2 separate regions of the Homo sapiens genome follow, and region 2 is linked to region 1. Evidence: read pairs that join two places in POLR2A ChIA-PET (ENCODE). Cell type or tissue: OCI-LY7. All regions are shown on one strand. Each heading gives the region's core, and the rest is flanking DNA. Links, peaks and the distances in the headings are about the cores only.

The links. Peaks named below come from ENCODE experiments on the same cell type or tissue, not always from the same donor. Only the 100,000 strongest peaks of a DNase experiment are listed, where the experiment ranks them.
Region 2: POLR2A ChIA-PET joins it to region 1 with 5 read pairs; 6 of 35 experiments call an interaction of 5 or more read pairs at or near these places.

The regions. Positions count from the first base shown.
Region 1 is chr7:2,890,432-2,900,719 of GRCh38, reverse strand. No RefSeq gene overlaps it. Among named protein-coding and RNA genes, the nearest start is that of CARD11-AS1, 48 kb to the left of the region's middle. RefSeq lists an enhancer at 3,346-3,847. In OCI-LY7, for the core only: CTCF peaks have their summits at 3,317 and 3,520 (motif pointing right); DNase peaks (open chromatin) are centred at 5,969, 6,479, 7,029, 7,929 and 2 weaker places; H3K4me3 peaks cover 2,495 bases; H3K27ac peaks cover 4,055 bases.
Region 2 is chr7:3,008,669-3,018,956 of GRCh38, reverse strand. All of the region lies in intron 1 of CARD11 (caspase recruitment domain family member 11), which reads left to right. Among named protein-coding and RNA genes, the nearest start is that of CARD11, 30 kb to the left of the region's middle. In OCI-LY7, for the core only: no CTCF peak of the experiment used is centred there; no DNase peak of the experiment used is centred there.

The DNA.
Region 1 (10,288 bases), core at 3,142-8,141:
AAATTAGCTCGGTGTGATGGCATGTGCCTGTAATCCTAGCTACTCAGGAGGCTGAGGCAGGAGAATGGCTTGAACCTAGGAGGCGGAGGTTGCAGTGAGCCGAGATCGTGCCATTGCTCTCCAGCCTGGGTGATAGAACAAGACTCCGTCTCAAAAAAAATAAAAATAATAAAAAACAAAAAAAATCTAGCTGGGTTTGGGGATGCACACCTATAGTTCCAGCTACCTGGGATGCTGAGGCAGGAGGATCGCTTGAGCCCGGGAGCTCGAGGCTGCAGTGAGCTTTAATTGTGTCACTGCACTCCAGCCTGAGCAACCGAGTAAGACCCTGTCTCAAAAAAAAAAAAAAGGGGGGGAACGAAATGCTGATACGCATGGCAACCTAGATGAACCTTGAAAACACTATGCTCAGTGAAACAAGCCAGCCACAAAAAGACAAATATTGTAGGATTTCATTTATATGAAATGTCCAGAATAGGCAAATCCCTAGAGGCAAAAAAAAAAAAAGATTAGCAGTTACCAGGCGTCAGGGAGAGAGGAATGGGAGTGACTGCTTCATAAGTGCAGGGTCTCTTTTTAGGGTGATGAAACTGTTTGGAACTAGACAGTGATGCTGATTGCACGGCATTGTGAATGTACTGAGTTGTACACTTTAAAATCGTTAAAATGGTGAAGTTTAGGTCATATGTACTTTTGCACCATTGTTTTTAAAAAAAAGAAAACGCGTGGGCCGGGCGCGGTGGCTCACGCCCGTAATTCCAGCACTTTGGGAGGCCAAGGTGGGCGGATCATGAGGTCAGGAGATCGCGACCATCCTAGCTAAATCTCCTGGCTAACACGTTGAAACCCCATCTCTACTAAAACATACAAAAAATTGGCCGGGCGTGGTGGCGGGCGCCTGTAGTCCCAGCTACTTGGGAGGCTGAGGCAGGAGAATGACGTGAACCCGGGAGGCGGAGCTTGCAGTGAGCCGAGACTGCGCCACTGTACTCCAGCCTGGGCGACAAAGCGAGACTCCATCTCAAAAAAAAAAGAAAAAAGAAAAAAGCATGAACAAAAGCGAATCTTTCCTTTCCCTCTGGCTGCAGGAGGAGGAAGGCCGTCAGGAGGGGCAGCCTGCAGGGCCCCCCCCAACTTTCCTTCACTTGTTCTAACATTCACTCACCGACCAATTTCAGGGCATCCTCAGGGTGAACATGCCCCACGGGAAGGGGTTCTGGTGAAAGGGTAGGAGAGGAACGATCAATTCCGCCAGGGGCTCAAAGCGGGAGGGTCAGAGGTGAGGCCTGAAGGATGAGTTAGATCTCACTGAGTGTGTCCTCGTAGACTGTGGGTAGAGGAAAAGCGAAGCTGAGGTTCGAAGCCTGGAAAGAGTGGTCAGGGACCAGTCATGGATTCAGCTAGTCATGGCCTTGGCAGAGCTGATCCATTGGGGAAAATACTGGATTCTTCCTTACCAGTTGAAGAGCAGTTACCGCTCCAAGCCCCACCGTCTGCCTCCCTGGCTCTGTGACCCTAATGGGTTTGTTGCCCATTGGACATAGCAGGCCAATACACCAAGGCATCAGCTTGCAGCAGAGAAAGGGGTTTAATCGCAGGGTCGCCAAACCTCAACTCCACCTCCCCGAGGAATTTGGGATTTGGGTTTTAATTACAAGTCAATAAAAATCCAATTCCTCTGTCACATGAGCCACATTTCAAATGTTGAAGAGCCTCATGGGGCTAGTGGCTACGGTATGGGGCAGAGCAGATTAGAGAACATTTCCATCATTGCAGATACTTCTATGCGCCTGCCCTGCCTTGGACAGTCGCTGAGTTCCTGCCATGTCCCTGGAACCACAGGGATGGGTCCAAGAGCCCAGAGATTTATCAGCCCCAGTCCCTATTCTCAAGGTGCTGACAGCTTGTTGGGATAGGCATGCAATTAAACAAGTTATTACATTGCCACTGGAGTTGCCCAGGTGCCAGCAAGAATGTAAATGAGTGAAGTGGACCAGAGTAATGCAATAGGGACAGGCGGGGACTGTGGCAAATTGGAGAGGACATAATCCACTTAAAAGGGACACCTGGAACTCAGCCTCAATTGCTTGGTGTCATGCAGGAAGCAGGCTCTTTCTGGCCAGAACAGATTGTTCAAGAAAACTGTTGGTTTTGTCAGGTAGGTTGCCTCATTATCACAAAATAGCTGCCACCAATCCAGATATCACATCTTCACATGCTGGTGCCCAAAGCAAAAATGGAGGGCCTCCTCCTCAGTTAGGATTTCTCCTTATTTTTTTTTTTTTTTTAGAGACAGGGTCTTACTCTGTCACCCAGGCTGGAGTGCAATGGCATAATCATGGCTCACTGCAGCCTCCAACTCCTGGGCTCAAGCAGTCCTCGCACCTCAGTCTCCAGAGTAGCTGGGACTACAGGCACATGCCACCACACCTGACAAATGTTTAAAAAATATTTTATGCAGACAGATTCTCACTATGCTGCCAGGCTGGTCTCAAACTCCTGGCCTCAAATGATCCTCCTGCCTCGGCCTCCCAAAGTGCTGGGATTACCAGTATGAGCCACCATGCCTGGCCAAGAAGCAAAAGTCTTCGAGTTCCTTTACTTGGTTGCTGGGCTGTGTTTCTTGGCTTCAGACACTTCTGAGAGACTGCCCTTGGGTCACACCTTTGGAGGGGCGGACAAGATTCATGGCCAGAAAGTGGACAGCCTCCAGGCCCCATGAAGACAGTGAAACTATCAGAAACCGAGGCCACACCCAGCCCAGACCAGCAAGAGCCGATTGTGGATACCTCTTCCCAAGTCCCTATTCAGTGACTTTACAGGGGCAGCTTGATATTGGCATGATGGAGGTGTTTATACCAGGGAGGTGGCAAAAGCCATGAATCAGGATTTTTCCCCAGAGAGCAGGGAACTTTTTTTTTTTTTTTTTTTTTTATGGAGACAGAGTCTCACTCTGTCACCCAGGCTGGAGTACAATGGTGCGATCTCGGCTCACTGCAACCTCCACCTCCCGGGTTCACACCATTCTCCTACCTCAGCCTCCTGAGTAGCTGAGACTACAGGTGCACGCCGCCACGCCCAGCTAATTTTTTTGTATTTTAGTAGAGACGGGGTTTCACCATGTTGCCCATGCTGGCCTTGAACTCCTGAGCTCAGGCAATCCGCCTGCCTCGGCCTCCCAAAGTGCTAGGGTTACAGGCATGAGCCACTGCGCCGGGCCAGCAGGGAACCTTTCCTAGCACGTCTGTCTACAACTTTCTCCCAGACAGGGGACACCTGGTTCTTCTCATCTCTGCCTTTCGCACAACGGGATCCTCTCTCTCCTCTCTGAGTCTGCTTCCAGTGACCATTTTTATACTCAGCCCGCATATCCATATGGCTTCCAGCCCAGTGCTGCAGGAGGAATCTGACTGGACCAGCAGGCTTCCGGCTCGACTCACTGCGGGACCAGGCAGGGTCACATGGCGGGAAGGTGGCTGCCCAGGCCTGTGCGTTCAGCGGGGTTGTGGGGACTGGCCATCCTCAGGGAAGAGGTCACCAGTAGGGGGCACACCAGGGACACCCACTCCCGAGATCCCACGTGGCCCACCCTACTCTGTGACCCAGGCTTTTCTCAAGACACATTTCATTCCCCCAGGCCTTCACCGACCAGTACGCTGAGGAGGAAAACACAATAAACTTCAAGAAAAACACCAGAGGGCTCATAGGGACATTCTGGCAGGTTGGAGACGCAATTCAGAGAGAGAGGAGGGGCCGAGAGGGCAAGTGGACGGCTCCCTGGGCAACCCTTCCTCAGGTCATACCTACCTTTTCTCCCGATCCACGGATTTCATTGAATTTTTGTGTGTTAAAAATAACTGGCAGGGTGCAGTGGCTCACGCCTGTAATCCAGCACTTTGGGAGGCCGAGGCAGGTGGATCACCTGAGGTCAGGAGTTTGAGACCAACCTGGCCAACATGGTGAAACCTGAAACCCCGTCTCTACTAAAAATACAAACATTAGCCGGGCGTGGTGGCGAGCGCCTGTAATCCCAGCTACTAGGGAGGCTGAGGCAGGAGAATCACTTGAACCCGGGAGGCAGAGGTTGCAGGGAGCCGAGATCGCGCCATTGCACTCCAGCCTGGGTAACAAGAGCGAAACTCCCTCTCAAAAACAAAAAATAATAGTAATAATCAGAAACTGAAAGCAGACGTCTCTTTTGCCCATGGCCAGCTCACGGTGGGGGGCCTCTGGGGAGCTGGGTCTAGCAGTGCTTCACCTAAGAGGTCAAAGGGCTCCCCCTCCCCACGGGCCTGAGTCCCTTTGCCATCGGCAGCTCCCCTCCTGCCCCGGCACCTGGCCTGGCCTCTTGTTATCAGATCTCTGTTGATGAACTAGAGCAGCAACCCCAGGGCTGGGATAGCCACAGCCCTACCCAGGCAGCTGCCTGTGTTCCCATTGATCTCCCATCACATCCCATTACCGTCACTGCCGCACACATGCCTCTGAGTGCCCGCTTTGGGCGAGCGGAGTGGGGCTTGCAGCTCCTTTTGCTTGAGGCCTCTGGGTCTTCTAACCTTGAAGGTGACCTCCAAACTAGGCAAAGAGAACGGTCCCCTCCAGCAGACAAGGGTACCTACCATGCACCTGCCCATTTACACCTGGTGTTTACAAACCCAGCACAGACCTGCTCCCCTGGTGACCATCATTCCTACTTTACAGATGGGGAAACTGAGGCTCAGGGGGGTCTCACATCTGGGAACAGAGCTGAGATCTGAAGACAGAAACCTCCAGCTGGGCACAGTGGCTCACACCTCTCATCCCAGCACTTTGGGAGGCCGAGGTGGGAGGATCACTTGAAGCCAGGTGTTCAAGATCAGCCGGGGAAACATAGTGAGACCTTGTCTTTGCAAAAAAAAGTTTAATTGGCCAGCGTGGTGACACACACTGTAGTCCTTGCTACTCAGGAGGCTGAGGTGGGAGGATCACTTGAGCACGGGAGTTGAAGGCTACAGTAATCCGTGATGGTACAATCCAGCCTGAGCCACAGAGTGAGACCCTGTCTCTAAAAGTAACTATAATAATGAACAGGGGAACTTTCGAGGGCTTCTCACGGCCGCCTCAGGGCTTACTTGGTACAAGCTTCACTGAGGTGTGCATCAGGTCCAAGGACAGAGGTCAAGGTCAGACAAAATTCAGGAAGACTGGAGTTCCCAGGTGCTCAGGAGGCAGTGCTGAAAAATGAGAGGGGTGGGGGCCGGACGCAGTGGCTCACGCCTGTAATCCCAGCACTCTGGGAGGTGGAGGCGGGAAGATACCTGAGGTTGGGAGTTTGAGACCAGCCTGGCCAACATAGTGAAACCCCATCTCTACTAAAAATACAAAAAATTAGCTGGGCGTGGTGGTGTGTGCCTGTAGTCCCAGCTACTCAGGAAGCTAAGGCAGGAGACTTGCTTGAACCCGGGAGGCAGAGGTTGCGGTGAGTCCAGATCTCGCCACTGTACTCCAGCCTGGGTGATGAAGTGAGACTCTCTCTCAAAAAAAAAAAAAAAAAAAAGTTTTTAATTAAAAAAAAAACTAAAATTAAAATTTAAAAAAAAAAAAAGAATGAGAAGGGTGGGCCACCAATACTGGTACATATGTGGGGGCTCAGCTCAGAGCCCTGGCCCCTCCTCCCTGCAGACCCAGATATGGAGAGGTTGGTCCTGACTGAGGGTCCCCAGCATGGCCCACTTCCTGCACTGCCCCTGGGGTCAACAAGGCCCCTGGTGCCAACAAGGTCCTCTGCACAGGAGCACCCCAACCTGGGTCCCTGAACTCCTCGGTATCGTCCTTCCCTGGCAGCCCCAAGGCAAGACAGCCGGGGCCCTTGGCAGGAAGCTGGGGCTCACGCTGTGGGCAGGAGCTGCAGCTGCGCCGGGAAGCAGGTGGGTGAGGCGGGGGCGTGGAGGAGAGAGAGGAGAAAGGATTGGGGGCTTTCTGGTTTGTTTGGCTACTAAAATTAGCTGTTTGTGAACAGGGGGCCAAAGGCTCACACCCTCTCCTCTCAGCACAGTCTGCTTTGAAACCCCAGGTGCTTGGCTAAAAATTGTATTGAAAGTTTCCACGCGGCTTGGGGTGACTGGAAATGAGTCTCTGATACAGGATTGTCTTTCTTCCTTATTACATGTCACATTCAGTTCTGATGTTGTTTTGACCGACGCTGTGTGCCCCTCCTAGCTTGTATGATGGGTGGGATACGAACGCAGGTATGAGGCTGTGAAATTGCATTTGCTTCTGTGTGTGTGCGAGACAGGGAGACAGAGAGACAGAAGAGGAAGAGGAGGAGGGACGGAGGAAGGGATGAAGAAGGAGACACAGAGAGGAAGGACCAAGGAAGGGAGAGAGAAGGAGAAGGAGGCAGGGAAGGAGGGAGGGAGAGACAGAAACAGGAAGAGGGGAAACAGAACAGAGAGAAAAAGAGAAACAGAAAGAAACACACACACACAGGCTTTTAGACCACTAGCTGCTTGGCTGTTACCAGCCAAGGCCCAGGTGGACATTAGGTGTCTTGTTTTTTTCTTTTTCCTTTTTCTTTTTCTTTTTGAGAGAAGTTCTTGCTCTGTTACGCAGGCTGGAGTGCAGTGGTATGATCACAGCTCACTGCAGCCTCGACCTCCTGAGCTCAATCTCCTGCCTCAGCCTCCAGAGTAGCTGGGACCACACACACGCACCACCACACCTAGCTAATTTTCTTTCTTTTTTTTTTTTTTAAGAAATAGGGTCTCATTATGTTGCCCAAGCTGGTCTCAAACTCCTGGGCTCAAGCAATCCTCCACCTCAGCCTACCAAAGTGCTGAGATGACAGGTATGAGCCACCACGCCTGGCCTGGGGTCTTGGTGATGGAGTAGCCGGGCCCCCAGATGTGCCATCCCATGTGATTTCACAGTGAGGAGTCCTAGGGTGTCTGTTGGCTGGGAGATGCCCATATTGTGGGATGACGTGGAGCCCCAGGGTTGGAAATGGCCACATCTGAGCTCTCTGACAGCTTTCTGTAAGCCCAGGGAGGTAACGTCACACTAGAAAGGCTGGGTGACGAGCCACAGGAAGTCACTGTGAGGACCCAGTGAGCCCGTGCAAGGGGACCCCCCCACATGCAAGGGGACCCCCACATAGGCACCTCCAGCCCAGCTGTTAAATGGCCAGCCTAGTAGAGCCAGGTCCTCTTGGCATCTCTGCTTGGATTTCCCCAAATTCAGTGTCCAAATCCAAACAAACCGCCGGGTACGGTGACTCACATCTGTAATCCCAGCACTTTGGGAGGCCAAGACAGGCGGACCACCTGAGGTCAGGAGTTTGAGACTAGCTTGGCCAACGTGGTGAAACCCCATCTCTACTAAAAATACAAAAAAAAAAAAAATCAGCCGGGCATGGTGGCAGGCGCCTGTAATCCCAGCTACTCTGGGAGGCTGAGGCAGAAGAATCACTTGAACCCAGAAGGCAGAGATTGCAGTGAGCCGAGATCGTGCCACTGCACTCCAGCCCGGGCTACAGAGGGAGACTCCATTTCAAAAAAATAAATAATTTTTAAAAATAAACCCAACACTTTCTCCCTGGAAAGAGGAAACCTGTTCCTCTTCCCCCTCCACCAATGGCATCCCCACCCACCAGTCACTCAGGCTTAAAGCCCAAGCCTCATCCCCGGTTCCCAGCTGAACCCCAACAGACACCTCAAATCCCCTGCTTCTCTCCAGCCCCACCCTCTGCTCCATCTGAACCATGAACTCCCCTGAGCCTCTGAAAGCCCAGAGACTCCCTTCTCAAAATAACATTTTCAAATGCATGAAATAAAACACACAGGATCGCAAAGGAAGCCAACTTTCTTATCAAAATATTTAAAGAGCAAATGGGTAATCCGGTAATTTGCATGCTTTTTTGTGTGTGTGGTGAGTGAATGTATTAAATCACAGGATTGAATAACAAGCTCTGGCAGTGGGGCCAACAGCTGTCGTTATTCTGGAGTTGTGACAAGCATGCTTGGTGTTTCACGCTACCTGCGGCAGCTGCAGTGGGATGGGAAGACCCCCGTGTTTCTACTGATGAACGTGTCCCAGGCGCTGCATCATGCCTCTGCAGTTTTGTTTTTTTTTTTCTTCCATTCATTCATAAGGCAAGGAAATGCTCACTTTCCATTAGGGGGTAGGGAAAATAAAGATGTCATTTTTTTTTTCCATTCAACATTCACAGACTCCCTGAATTCTCTATCCATGGATTCGAATGAAGAGCGCCCTGATGGAGGGATCTTTCTGGAACACAAATTGGAGTGTCACTGTGATGATTGAGACCTTCCCATTGGAAGCTACCAGAATTGCTAATTTTTTTTTTTTATTTTTTTTTTTGAGATGGAGTCTTGCTCTGTCACCCAGGTTGGAGCGCATTGGCGTCATCTCGGCTCACTACACCTCCACCTCCCAAGTTCAAGCGATTCCCGTGCCTCAGCCTCCCGAGTAGCTGGGATTACAGGCTTGCACCACCACGCCCGGCTAATTTTTGTATATTTTTTTTTTAGTAGAGACAGGGTTTCATTCACCATGTTGGCCAGGCAGGTCTCGAACTCCTGACCTCAAGTGATCTATGCACCTCAGCCTCCCACAGTGCTGGGATTACAGGCGTGAGCCACCACGCCCAGCCTGGAATTACTATTATTTATTTTTTTATATTTTATTTTTTAGTAGAGAGGAGGTCTCGCTATGTTGCCCAGGCTGGTCTTGAACTCCTAAGCCAGGGCAACCCTCCCACCTGAGCGTCCCAAAGTGCTGGGATAACAGGTGAGAGCCATAGCACCTGATCCCCTGCTGCTGGAATTAAATGAGAACAATCTGCCGTGCTTACATGGCCTGGCCCCTTCCAGAACCTTCTTCCTCCTACTGGCTATATTCAGCCACACTGGCCCCCTGTTGGTCCCCAAAACTCTTTCTGTGCAAGGCCTTAGTGGCGGTGTTCCCTCTGCTGCCCCCTCCCGCTTCCCTCCCCCCCTCCCCTGGTATGGGGCTCAGGCCCGCCTCGGCCTCCGCATTTTCTCCCTTCTCAGCTGCTGCATGGTTTTCTTGGACTGACCGGACTACCTCCCCGTGAAAGATGTGCCCAAGTCTGCAGTGGCCGTGACTGTAGCCTTATCCGGAAATAGGGTCTTTACCAATGTAATCAGGTTAAGATGTCATACGGGATTAGGGTGTGTCCCCAAATCCAGTGATGGTGTCCACGTAAAGAGGAGGGAGGCGGGGCACGGTGGCTCACCCCTGTAATCCCAACACTTTGGGAGGCCGAAGCAGGAGGATAACTTGAGGCCAGGAGTTCAAGACCAGCCTGGGCAACATAGCAGGACCCCATCTCTACAAAAAAATACAAAAATTAGCTGGGCATGGTGGTGCACACCTGTGGTCCCAGCTACTCGGGAGGCTGAGGGAGGAGGATCACTTAAGCCCAGGAGCTGGAGGCTTCAGTGAGCTGTTATCACACCACTGCACTCCAACCTGGGCAATAGAGCAAGACCCTGTCTCAAAAAGAAAAAAAAAAAAGAGGAGGGAGATTTGGATACAGAGACACAGAGAAGGCCAGAAGGCTGAAGAGGGAGGTAGAGGCTAGAATGACGCAGCCATGGGCCAAGCAACTCCAGGAGCCGCCAGAGACTGGAAGAGGCAGGAAGGACCCTCCACAGAGCCTTTTTAGGGAAGGAGGTCCTGCAGACACCTTGACCTCGGACTCCTGGCTCCGAAACTGTGAGGGAGTACACTTCTGTTGTTTTAAGCCACCTGGTTTTCAGTGATTCCTTATAGCAGCCACAGGGAACTCCTACCAGAATTTAAATGTCAAAGAGCAGGGACCCTGTCTTCCTAGGCACTGCTATGCACATGCCTGGTACCCAGTTGGTGCCTAATAAGTGTTGTTGAAAGAATGGATGTGTTCTCAAAACTGCAAACCTATGTCCAGGCGTGAAGCGTTGTTCTTCTCCTCCTGGGTCTCAGTGCTGACCACCGCCGGCCGCTCCGTCCACCTCATCACTGGTGTCTGCCGGCAAGGTTGGCTTAGCTGCTCCCCTCTCCGTCAGAACCCGCTCCTGAATCTCCTGCATCCACAGAGCCTGGAGCGTGTAGGAAGTGCTTGATCAAGGAATGTTGCAGAGACAGGGTCCTGGATAGGCAGACAGTAAGGCCAGAAAGCCCAGCCCTGCCTCCACCATAGACAACAGGACCAAGGTCTGGTGTGGGGAAAAGCCCTGAGCAGCCGGGGCCCACCATGGACATGCTCTGGACAAAAGGCTGAGGGCTC
Region 2 (10,288 bases), core at 2,892-7,891, 120 kb before region 1:
CCTCTCAAAGTGCTGGGATTACAGGCATGAGCCACCATGTCTGGCTGCACAGAATTATTTTGCATTCAAATACTTGGACTTCTGGTTAATGTCCCAGAACCTTGTTTTCCTGGGACCTTGGATTCAGTTGAAGCTCTCAATGTTTTGCGTCATCTGATGGGTTGCCAGAAGTTTCCAGGTTTGACATGATTTCATGGTGCTCAGAGAGGAAGGGTCTCCGCTGTGCCCCACACCAGTTCTCCCCCTGTGTTTAGTGTGCACCTGAGTCACAGTGTCTGAGGAAGGCCGGGCTGTGTTCTCAGCCAGGAGCCCGCACTGGTCACAACGTCCATTTCCTCCCACGCCGCCATCTTTGCTGGCAAGCTCAGGCCCAGGGTGACGATGTTGCAGGGTGACTATGTTGCAAAAGATGGTTCTTGGATCTTGTGCAAGAAAGAATTCAGGGCGAGTCCACAGTGCAAAGTAAAATCCGGTTTATTAAGAAAGTGAGGTGGGTCAGGCACGGTGGCCCATGCCTGCAATCCCAGCACTTTGGGAGGCCGAGGCGGGTGGATCACCTGAGGTCAGGAGTTCGAGACCAGGCTGACCAACGTGGTGAAATCCCGTCTCTACTAAAAATGCAAAAATTAGCTGGGCATGGTGGCGTGTGCCTGTGGTTCCAGCTACTTGGGAGGCTGAGGCAGGAAAATCATTTGAACCCAGAAGGCGGAGGTTGCAGTGAGCCGAGATTGCGCTACTGCACTCTAGCCTGGTGACAGAGCAAGACTCCGTCTCAAAAAAAAAAAAAGGGTGAAAGAACAGTTACCTCTATAGACAGAGTAGGGTGGTCCTGAAAGTAAGAGGAGGGACGCGTCTACCTAGGTACAATACTTGTTTATATATAGGATAAAGAAAAAAAGAAAATCATGGGGAAATATACTTTGCTACAAGGATTTGTGATGGAGGATTAATTTTCTTAATTACTATATTTTGCAAGAATTGATATTACTATCTTTAAAGCAAATTAGGAATGCTTTTGTTCTCAAGATATCGGGGCCGGGTGGGGTGGCTCAAGCCTGTAATCCCAGTACTTTGGGAGGCCAAGGCAGGAGGATCACCTGAGCCCAGGAGATCGAGACCAGCCTGGCCAACATGATGAAACCCCGTCTCTACTAAAAACATAAAGATTAGCCAGGCATGGTGGCATATGCTGTAGTCCCAGCTACTCAGGAGGTTGAGGCAGGAGAATCACTTGAATCCGGGAGGTGGAGGTTGCAGGGAGCTGAGATTGCTCCACTGCATTCCAGCCTGGGCGGCAGAGCAAGAGTCTGTCTCAAAAAAAAAAAAAAGATGTCAGAATATCAGGACACTCACAAGTCTGGGTCTGTTTGGTAAACGTTATCAGTCTGTTCTCTTAACCGTTAACATCTAGAGGCCAGGAGTGCCTAACTTTCTGGGAATGCAGCCCACCAAGTCCCAGCCTTATTTTCCTCAGCCTCACTCAGGATGGAGTCGCTGTGGTTTGAACGCCTCAGACAACAGTACTGCCAAACCAAAAATCAATCATTCCAGTAGCCTTAGTGGGACCCAGGACTGATGTGGAAAGAAATACAAAAGCCCTGTTTCCTCCTGATGTTTCTCGCAGGCACTCATGGCTTGGCACCTCCAGCGTCCTGTTTGATCTACAGGGTCCAGGTTGTCCACACTCTCCCTCCTGGGCAGCCTGAGCTGGGCAGCCCATCCCCCTTGGAGGTAAAGCAGGACCCCACTGGCCGCCATGCCCATCCTGCTGGCTGTGCATCCAATTTCTACCTTTTTCTATGAACCTTGTGGTGTCCAATAAACACGTGGAAGATGGAGGATGCTCTGAGTCTGGTTCTCCAGGACCGTTTCTTACCTGCCAATTGGATGCTCACCTAAATTTCCACTGAGATGCTGTGAGATTTCATGGAGGGTGCGGTGAGGGTGATTTTGTTACTGGAAAGGGACCCGGATCCAGACCCCAAGAGAGGGTTCTTGAATCTCATGCAAGAAGGAATTCAGGGTGAGTCCATAGAATAAAGTTAAAGCAAGTTTATTAAGAAAATAGAGGAATAGACCAGACGGGTGCAGTGGCTCACACCTGTAATCCCAGCACTTTGGGAGGCCAAGGTGGGTGGATTGCTTGAGGTCAGGAGTTCGAGACCAGCCTGGACAACATGGTGAAACCCTTTCTCTACTAGAAATACAAAAAATTAGCTGGGTGTGATGGTGGGCTCCTGTAATACTCAGGAAGCTGAAGTTGGAGAATCGCTTGAATCCAGGAGGCAGAGGTTGCAGTGAGCTGAGATCACACCATTGCACTCCAGCCTGGGCAATAAGAGTGAAACTCCATCTCAAAAAAAAAAAAAAGGTAGAGGAATAAAAGAATGGCTAGTCCATAGACAAAGCAGCCCTGAGGGCTGCTGGTTGCCCATTTTTATGATTATTTCTTGATGATATGCTAAACAAGGGGTGGATTATTCATGCCTCCCCTTTTTAGACCATACTTCTTGACGTTGCCGTAGCATTTGTAAAGTGTCATGGCACTGGTGGGAGTATAGCAATGAGGATGACCACAGGTCACTCTCGTCGCCATGTTGGTTTTGGTGGGTTTTAGCCGGCTTCTTTACTGCAACCTGTTTTATCAGCAAGGTCTTTATGCCAACCTCCCATCTCATCCTGTGACTTAGAATGCCTGACCATCTGGGAATGCAGCCCAGTAGTTTTCAGCCTTATTTTACCCAGCTCCTATTCAAGATGGAATTGCTCTTGTTCAAATGCCTCTGAGAGTTTGCGATTCCTGGACACAGCCCCACGGGAAGGGTCAAGTGGCTAATACTGCTATCTTTTCTTTTATTAGAGACAGGGTCTTGCTCTGTCACCCAGGCTAGAGTGCAGTGGCTTGATCACAGCCTACTGCAGCCTTGAACTCCTGGGTTCAAGCGATCCTCCCACATCAGCCTCCTGAGTAGCTGGGACTACAGATGTGTGCCACCATCCCCGGCTAATTTTAAAATATTTGGTAGAGATGAGGTCTCACTTTGTTGCCCAAGCTGGTCTCGAACTCCTGGCCTAAGCGATCCTCCTTCCTCAGCCTCCCAAAGTTCACAGGTGTGGGCCACCATACCCAGCCGGCTGCTATCAACAGTAAGAGTCTCAACACATTCTGTTATTTCCCTGGGGTGGTTCTGGAATGAGAGTCTGGAAGTGTTGCCAGCCAGAGTTACCTGATGCAGCCAGGTGAGGAGAAGGCAGGCCTGGGGCCACTCCAGTGCCAAAGCCCCCGTGGGGGATCATGGGCTGCTGTCTCCCCCCAGATCCATATGTTGCTGGGGGATCATGGGCTGTTGTGTCCCCCCACATCCATATGTTGCAGGCCTAACCTCCAGGACCTCACAATGTGACTGTATTTGGAGATGGGGTCTTTAAAGAGGTGATTAAGTTAAATGAGGTCATGGGGGTGAGCCCTAATCCCATGTGACTGGTGTCCTTATAAGAAGAGGAAATGAGGTCTGGCCTGGTGGCTCACGCCTATTATCTCAGCACTTTGAGAGGCGGAGGCGGGCAGATCACCTGAGGTCAGGAGTTCAAAACCAGCCTGGCCAATATAGTGAAACCCTGTCTCTACTAAAAATACAAAAATTAGCCAGGCAGGGTGGTGCATGCCTATAGTCCCAGCTACTCAGGAGGCTGAAGCAGGAGAATCACTGGAACCAGGGAGGCAGAGGCCGCAGTGAGCCAAGATCACGCCATTGCACTCTAGACTGGGCAACAAAGTGAGACTCCATCTCAAGAAAAAAAAAAAAGAGAGAGAGAGATCAGAGAGAGATGCTCACAGAACGACAACCTTGTGAGGTCATAGGGAGAAGATGCCGTCTACAGGCCCGGGAGAGAGGCCTCAGGAGACGCCTACCCTGCTGTCACCTTGATCTCGGACAGCAGCCTCCAGGACCCTGAGATGCTAAATGTCTGTTGTTGAAGCCGCCCTGTCTATGGCAGTTTATTCTTAACACATGAATCCCAGGAAACTCATACAGAGGCTTGCTGGTCCCTCCCTGCTCTGGAGTGACTCCTGCCTCCAAGTCTGGAGCCTTGAACTCCTGGGCTTCCGTCCACAGGATGGGAGGCAGACCCTGTCGCTGGCCACCAGAAATGCTGGTGCAACAATCCATTTTCCCGCTTGCGGCAATGCAGGCCTCGGGGGCTCCACAGAGATGTTTCTGATGTGTGTGCAGCCCGCGGGTCTCCAGGGCAGCACTGAAGGGCCTGCCGTTCCGTCCTGTGCCCTCACCACCGCCGCTGTCATCCCCCCTATTATTGAGCTCCTCTGTGGGCACGGTGCTGAGCTCCACCGCTGGAGCTTCCGGGAGTTCATTTTAAAGTCAGAGAGAGAAGACGCAGGAGCCAGCTCAGTCCCTGGTTCAATTGCATGTTAAACTTAGTTTGATGTCCTCCCCACTCGCCACATCTCTTTTATGACAGTTGGAAGCAGATGATGACAGTTCCGGGCGCCCTGCCTTTGCACCGCAGGGTCAGGAGGACCAGCGACCTCATTATCCAGCCTGCCACTGCCCTCTCACCCTCCTGCGTCTTCCAGTAGATTCCAGGATGCACCTAAAAGGGAAGGGGCAAAGGGGTCCTTCTGCAGGTGACCAGATGGTGGGCTGGGCCCGTGCTTGAGGCCGGCCTCTGCATAAAAGACTTCAACACCCCTTCCCGGCCACTGCTGTTAAATAGACTTCCCCGTGACTTTATGCACTCAAGCCCAGCTCTTTGCCCAGACATAGGCCCAGCCCACTCCCTCTCCAGGCCCTGCCTGGCTCTGCTCCTGTCTGAACACTGGCCTGCCTGCCTGCCTTCCTCTTGGCCTGGGCAGATTCTACCCTCCTGCACACTCACTGATGCCCAACAAACCTTTCCTTTCCTAGCTGCTCCCTCTGGCATTCCCACTCCCTTCCCAGAATTTCTCTTGCATTTTGTGATTAAAGAAGAAATCATGGTGTGAATGTAATATGGTGCAGCTGCCATGGAAAACAGCTGGGCAGTTTTGGCAAAAGTTAAACACAAAATTACCATATGAGGCTGGGCACAGAGGCTCAGACCTGTAATCCCAGCACTTTGGGAGGCCGAGGTGGGTGCATCACCTGAGGTCAGGAGTTCGAGAACAGCCTGGCCAACATGGTGAAACCCCATCTGTACTAAAAATACAAAAATTAGCCAGGTGTGGTGGTGGGCACCTGTAGTCCCAACTACTCAAGAGGCTGAGGCAGGAGAATCGCTGGAACCCAGGAGGCGGAGGTTGCGGTGAGCCAAGATCGCACAACTGCACTCCAGCCTAGGTGACAGAGCAAGACTCCGTCTCAAAAAAAACAAAAAAGTGTGGTTTCTCTAATGGGCATTTAAGATGGCTTCCAACCTTTTGCTGTCCTTTGTGTGTCCATGGATGTGCAGAGGGTTGAATATTTCTCTAGGTTGGGCGCCAAATAGGAATTCCTGGGCATCTTAGTTCATTCAGGCTGCTATAACAGAATATTATAGACTGGGCAGCTTACAAACAACAAACATTTATTTCTTATGGTTCTGGAGGATGAGAAGTCCAAGAACAAGGCATTTAGTGTCTGGTGAGGGCCTGCTTCGTCATAGACGGTGCCTTCTGGCCATGTCCTCCCATGGTGAAACGGGCAAGGGGTCTCTCTAGGATATTTCTCTGGGGACTCTCTTATAAGTGTCCTAATCCCATCCCCAAGGATTCAGCACCCCCTGACCTAACCGACTCCCAAGGGTGAGGTACTCTCCCTCATCTCCTAATACCATCTCCTTGGGATTAGGATCTCAACATAGGATTTCAGGGAGACACAATCACACAGCAGCACCCAGTGTCAGATGTGTGGTGGCATGTGTTCATGGATATTGCCAAATTGCCCTCAAAAACTGGCCGGACCCATTTAGATTCCCCTCAAGACAGCGGGAGAGTCCTTTTTTTTCCCTGCACCCTTGCCAAAACTGTGTATTATCCAGCTTGAAAATGTTAGCCACTCAGATGGTGGAAACATGCTGATGATAATGATAGCAACTGCCTATGCTTACTGGCCGCCGATCCTGTCCCAGGTACTGTACCATAATGAGAGCAGAAACTGCTAGTACCAACGAGCAGTGATTGCACCATTGCACTCCAGCCTGCCTGGGTGATCGGAGTGAGACCCATCTCAAAATTAAAAATAAAAAAAATCACTTCACAGGGTTGTTGTGGGATTAAGTGAATGGATATCACTGCTCATTGCAGCCTCAACCTCCCAGTCTCAAACCATCTTCTCATCTCATTTTTTGACTCTTTTTTGTAGAGATGGGGGGGTCCCACTATGTTGCCCAGGCTGGTCTTGAGCTCCTGGGCTCAAGCGATCCTCTGCCTCGGCCTCCCAAAGTGCTGGGATTACAGGCATGAGCCACAGTGCCTGGTGGAGGTGAGCTCTTTTCTCACTCCTCTTTTGCAGCTCCAGCTCAAGCGCAGAATGGAATCTCAATGTTCCAATTTTTTTCTTTGTTAGTGAGCCTAATTACCACTGCCATGTTCATTGGTTGTGTAAAGTTCTGTGAATTCCTGCTCAGTTTCCTCCTTTTCTTTCCCACCACGTGCCTTGTCTCTTTCTTATTGACAGTCTGCACATTAATCTCTATTTCATATATTACAGATGTTTTCCTGGACCATAACTTACACTTTAACTTCGTCGTGCTGTTTCTCACCACATAGAAGTTATAAATTACAATGTACGCGAAGGCATCAATCTTTTCCTAAATGACATTAGCATACCATGCCTTCTTTAGGAAGGCCTTTCCTATATGAAGGTTATCGGCGTATTTAACAGTTTTTTTTCTTCTAATACTTTGGAATTTATTATTTCATTTATAAATCATTCATCTATCTGCAAATTATGCAAAGGGGCAGGTAGGAACGTAATTTTTTCTGAATCGTTAGCCAATTATCCATCAGCACTTGAATTTCTACCTTGGTTTGAAATGTCACCCTAATCATACACTAAATTTTTACACCTACACTGGCTGTCTGCTAGACTTTTGTTCATTCATCTAATTATCTGTTTCTGTGCCACTGTGGCCTGTAGTCTTATAATATGTTTTAATATCTGGAGAGATGCAAGTTGACTTTGGATTTAGCCACCTTATTGCACTCTCATATTGATTCTAGCAGTTTCTGCTCTCGTTATGGTTCATTTTTAAATAATTGTAAATATTCTGGTTTATAGATTAGAGGGGGTATTCTTTTGTCATTTTAAAAATTTTATTATGTCTTTGTCAGCAAATATGCCATATGCTATTTCTGCGTTTCATTATTACTTGAAATTTCCTTTGTGGCTAATCTGTGTTGAATTTTTGTAGAATTTCCATGTGTAATTGAAAAGAGTTTTTTTTCTTCTATTTGTTGGGTACAGAGTTCTGTAGCTCTATTAGAGCAAACATGCTAACTATTTGAATCATCTCTCCCTGTACTTGCCGTCCCCGTCTCAGAGGACTGCAGGAAGTCTCTTTACTGTGGCAATGTCTTTACCGATTTCTTCCTGTATTTCTATCAGTTTTGCTTTATGTGCTGTGAAGCCAGATTGTGAGGCATGCAAGCATTCATGCTTAATAGCATGAAAAGTGGCCAGGCACAGTGGCTCACATCTGTAATCCCAGCACTTTGGGAAGCTGAGGCAGGAGGATCTCTTAAGCCCAGGAGTTTGAGACCAGCCTGGGCAACATAGTAAGACCCTGTCTCTACAAAAGATTAAAAAATTAGCTGGGCATGGTGGTGCACACTTGTAGTCTCAGCTACTCAGGAGCTGAGGCAGGAGGATCACTTGAGCCTGGGAGATCAAGGCTGCAGTGAGCTCTGCTGGCCCCACTGCACTCCAGCCTGGGCAACAGAGCAAGACCCTGTCTCAAAAATAGCATAAAAATCTTCCTAGTTACTTTTCATGCTTTTTTCCTCAAATTATATTAGGTTGGTGCAAAAGTAATTGTGGTTCTTACCATTATATAATGGCAAGGATTGGAATTACTTTTGCACGAACCTAACGTATTCTCATATAAGGACAGCAGGCAGATTGGATTAGGGCTCCACTTAACTCTCATTTCAGCTTAGTTACCTCTTTAAAGAACTTATCTCCAAATACAGTCACATTCTGAGCTACGGAAGGTTAGGACTTCAACTTATGCCTTCGGGGGGATGCTGTGCAGTCCATAACAGGCAACTACCATTGTTCCTTATATCCTATTTCTTCCCCTTGGAGTCTTTCTTCCTCCTTGCCGATGTACTGCTTTTGGTGATGGTTTCATTGAACGTCTATGGATGGGAAACTTTTTCAGTCCTTGCATGTGTGAAATTTTTTTTTCTATGTTTATACTTGAAATCATTGTCGAGCTAAATATAGAATTCTAGTTTCAAAATTGTTTTTCCTTAGAATGTTAAAGATACTGTCTTCTTGGACCAGGTATTGCCAATTGATCCATCTGATTCTATAGCTTTGCAGGTAACAGATCCCTGCAAGCTTTCAAGACTTTTTCTCGCAAGCCTGGCATCTGAGACTTCAGCATCACGTGAATTGCTGTGGTTTTTTTTTTTTCCCCTTCGTTCTTCCGGGCACTTTGTGCATCTTTCTGAGCTCAGGATTCATATCTTTTTTCAATTCTGGGAGCTTTTCTTCTAGAGTTTTGTTGAGTTTATCTTCCTCTCTGTTCTTTTCATTTTCTCCTGCTAGGTCACCTGTAAGACAAACGTGGGAACTTCCGGATCTATCTCCCACATCTCTTTAACTTTTCTTTTATCCTATCCAGGCCACCCCCAATGCCTTTTTTCTCTGGATTGTGGGAGAATTCCTCAATTCCATCTGCTAAGTCAGTGATTTGGTCATGAGCTGTGTCCATTCTGTAAATTCAGTCCATCTACTGTTTGGTTTTGTTGTTGTTGTTGTTTTGGTGATGTTTTGGGGGGGTTTTCTGGGTTTTTTTTTTTTGAGACGGAGTCTCACTCTATCACCCAGGCTGGAGTGCAGTGGCACGATCTCAGATCACTGCAAGCTCCGCCTCCCAGGTTCACGCCATTCTCCTGCCTCAGCCTCCCGAGTAGCTGGGACTACAGGCACCTGCCACCACGCCCAGCTAATTTTTTGTATTTTTAGTAGAGATGGGGTTTCACTATGTTGGCCAGGATGATCTCGATCTCCTGACCTCGTGATCCGCCCGCCTCGGCCTCCCAAAGTGACGGGATTACAGGCGTGAGCCACCGCACCCAGCGGTGATGTTTTGTTTTAATTTCTATTTGTGGAGCCAATGCTCTCTTGCGTCTTTCTGAGGACATGAAGCACGCACAATCTAATGGCTTGTTCTGCTGGCCCTGTGAACGCTTTCCTTGACCGTGCTTGGTTGTTTCTCTTACGGCGTTGGCTTTCCTCCAGTGTCTAGTGTTTCCTGGGGAGAGGACCACGTTCACATTGGGCATCCTCTCCAAATGGTCAGCTCTGACTGTATCTGTGCCTGCGGCCTTTTGGTGAGCACGAGATGATCCCTGCTGCGTTGTAGGGACTCCTTTTCTAGAATCTGAGGCTTCCTGTTCCTCCTGGGTCTCACCTGCACAGCCCAACCCTCCCCGCAAGCACCGTCGTGCCTCTCTGACCGCCAGGCCCGCAGTCTGCCTGCAGGAGGGAAGACATCTCCCTGGGGTGCTGCCTGGCCATGGAATGGGGTGAGGGGAGTTTGCAGGAGGTTCAACCCGGGCAGCTGTCCCTGTCTCAGGCAGAGCTCTAACTTGTCACCCTAGAGCTATCCTTTGTATCTGGTGTCTGCGGTCTTGGAGTTGGTCTTTCCTGCAGCCTCCGGACTTGGGTTTTCTCTTTCAGCTCGATCCTGTCTGCTAGCGATAAAATGATTTCTCATAATTTTGTATCCACTGGGTTGGGAGTGGGAGAGAAGGGAGAAATTACAGCATCTACAGTTTGCCTTCTTCGTATAATCTGCCCTTATGGTTTAAGTGTCACTTATTACATTACCGGGTCACATTGAACATTTAGTTAATTAAAAGCCCACAGTGTTTTTCTTCCCTTTCCTTCTTTCCTTCCTTTTTCTTTCTTTTTTTTTCCTTCCTGTTTTCCTTCCTCCTTTGTTATATTAACCATCTTTCCCAACTTTGTGTGACCAGCTAAAATCTGATAAAGTCAGTCCTTCCTTCCTTCCTTCCTTCCTTCCTTCCGTCCTTCTTTCCTTCCTTCCTTCCTTCCCTCCCTCCCTCCCTCCCTCC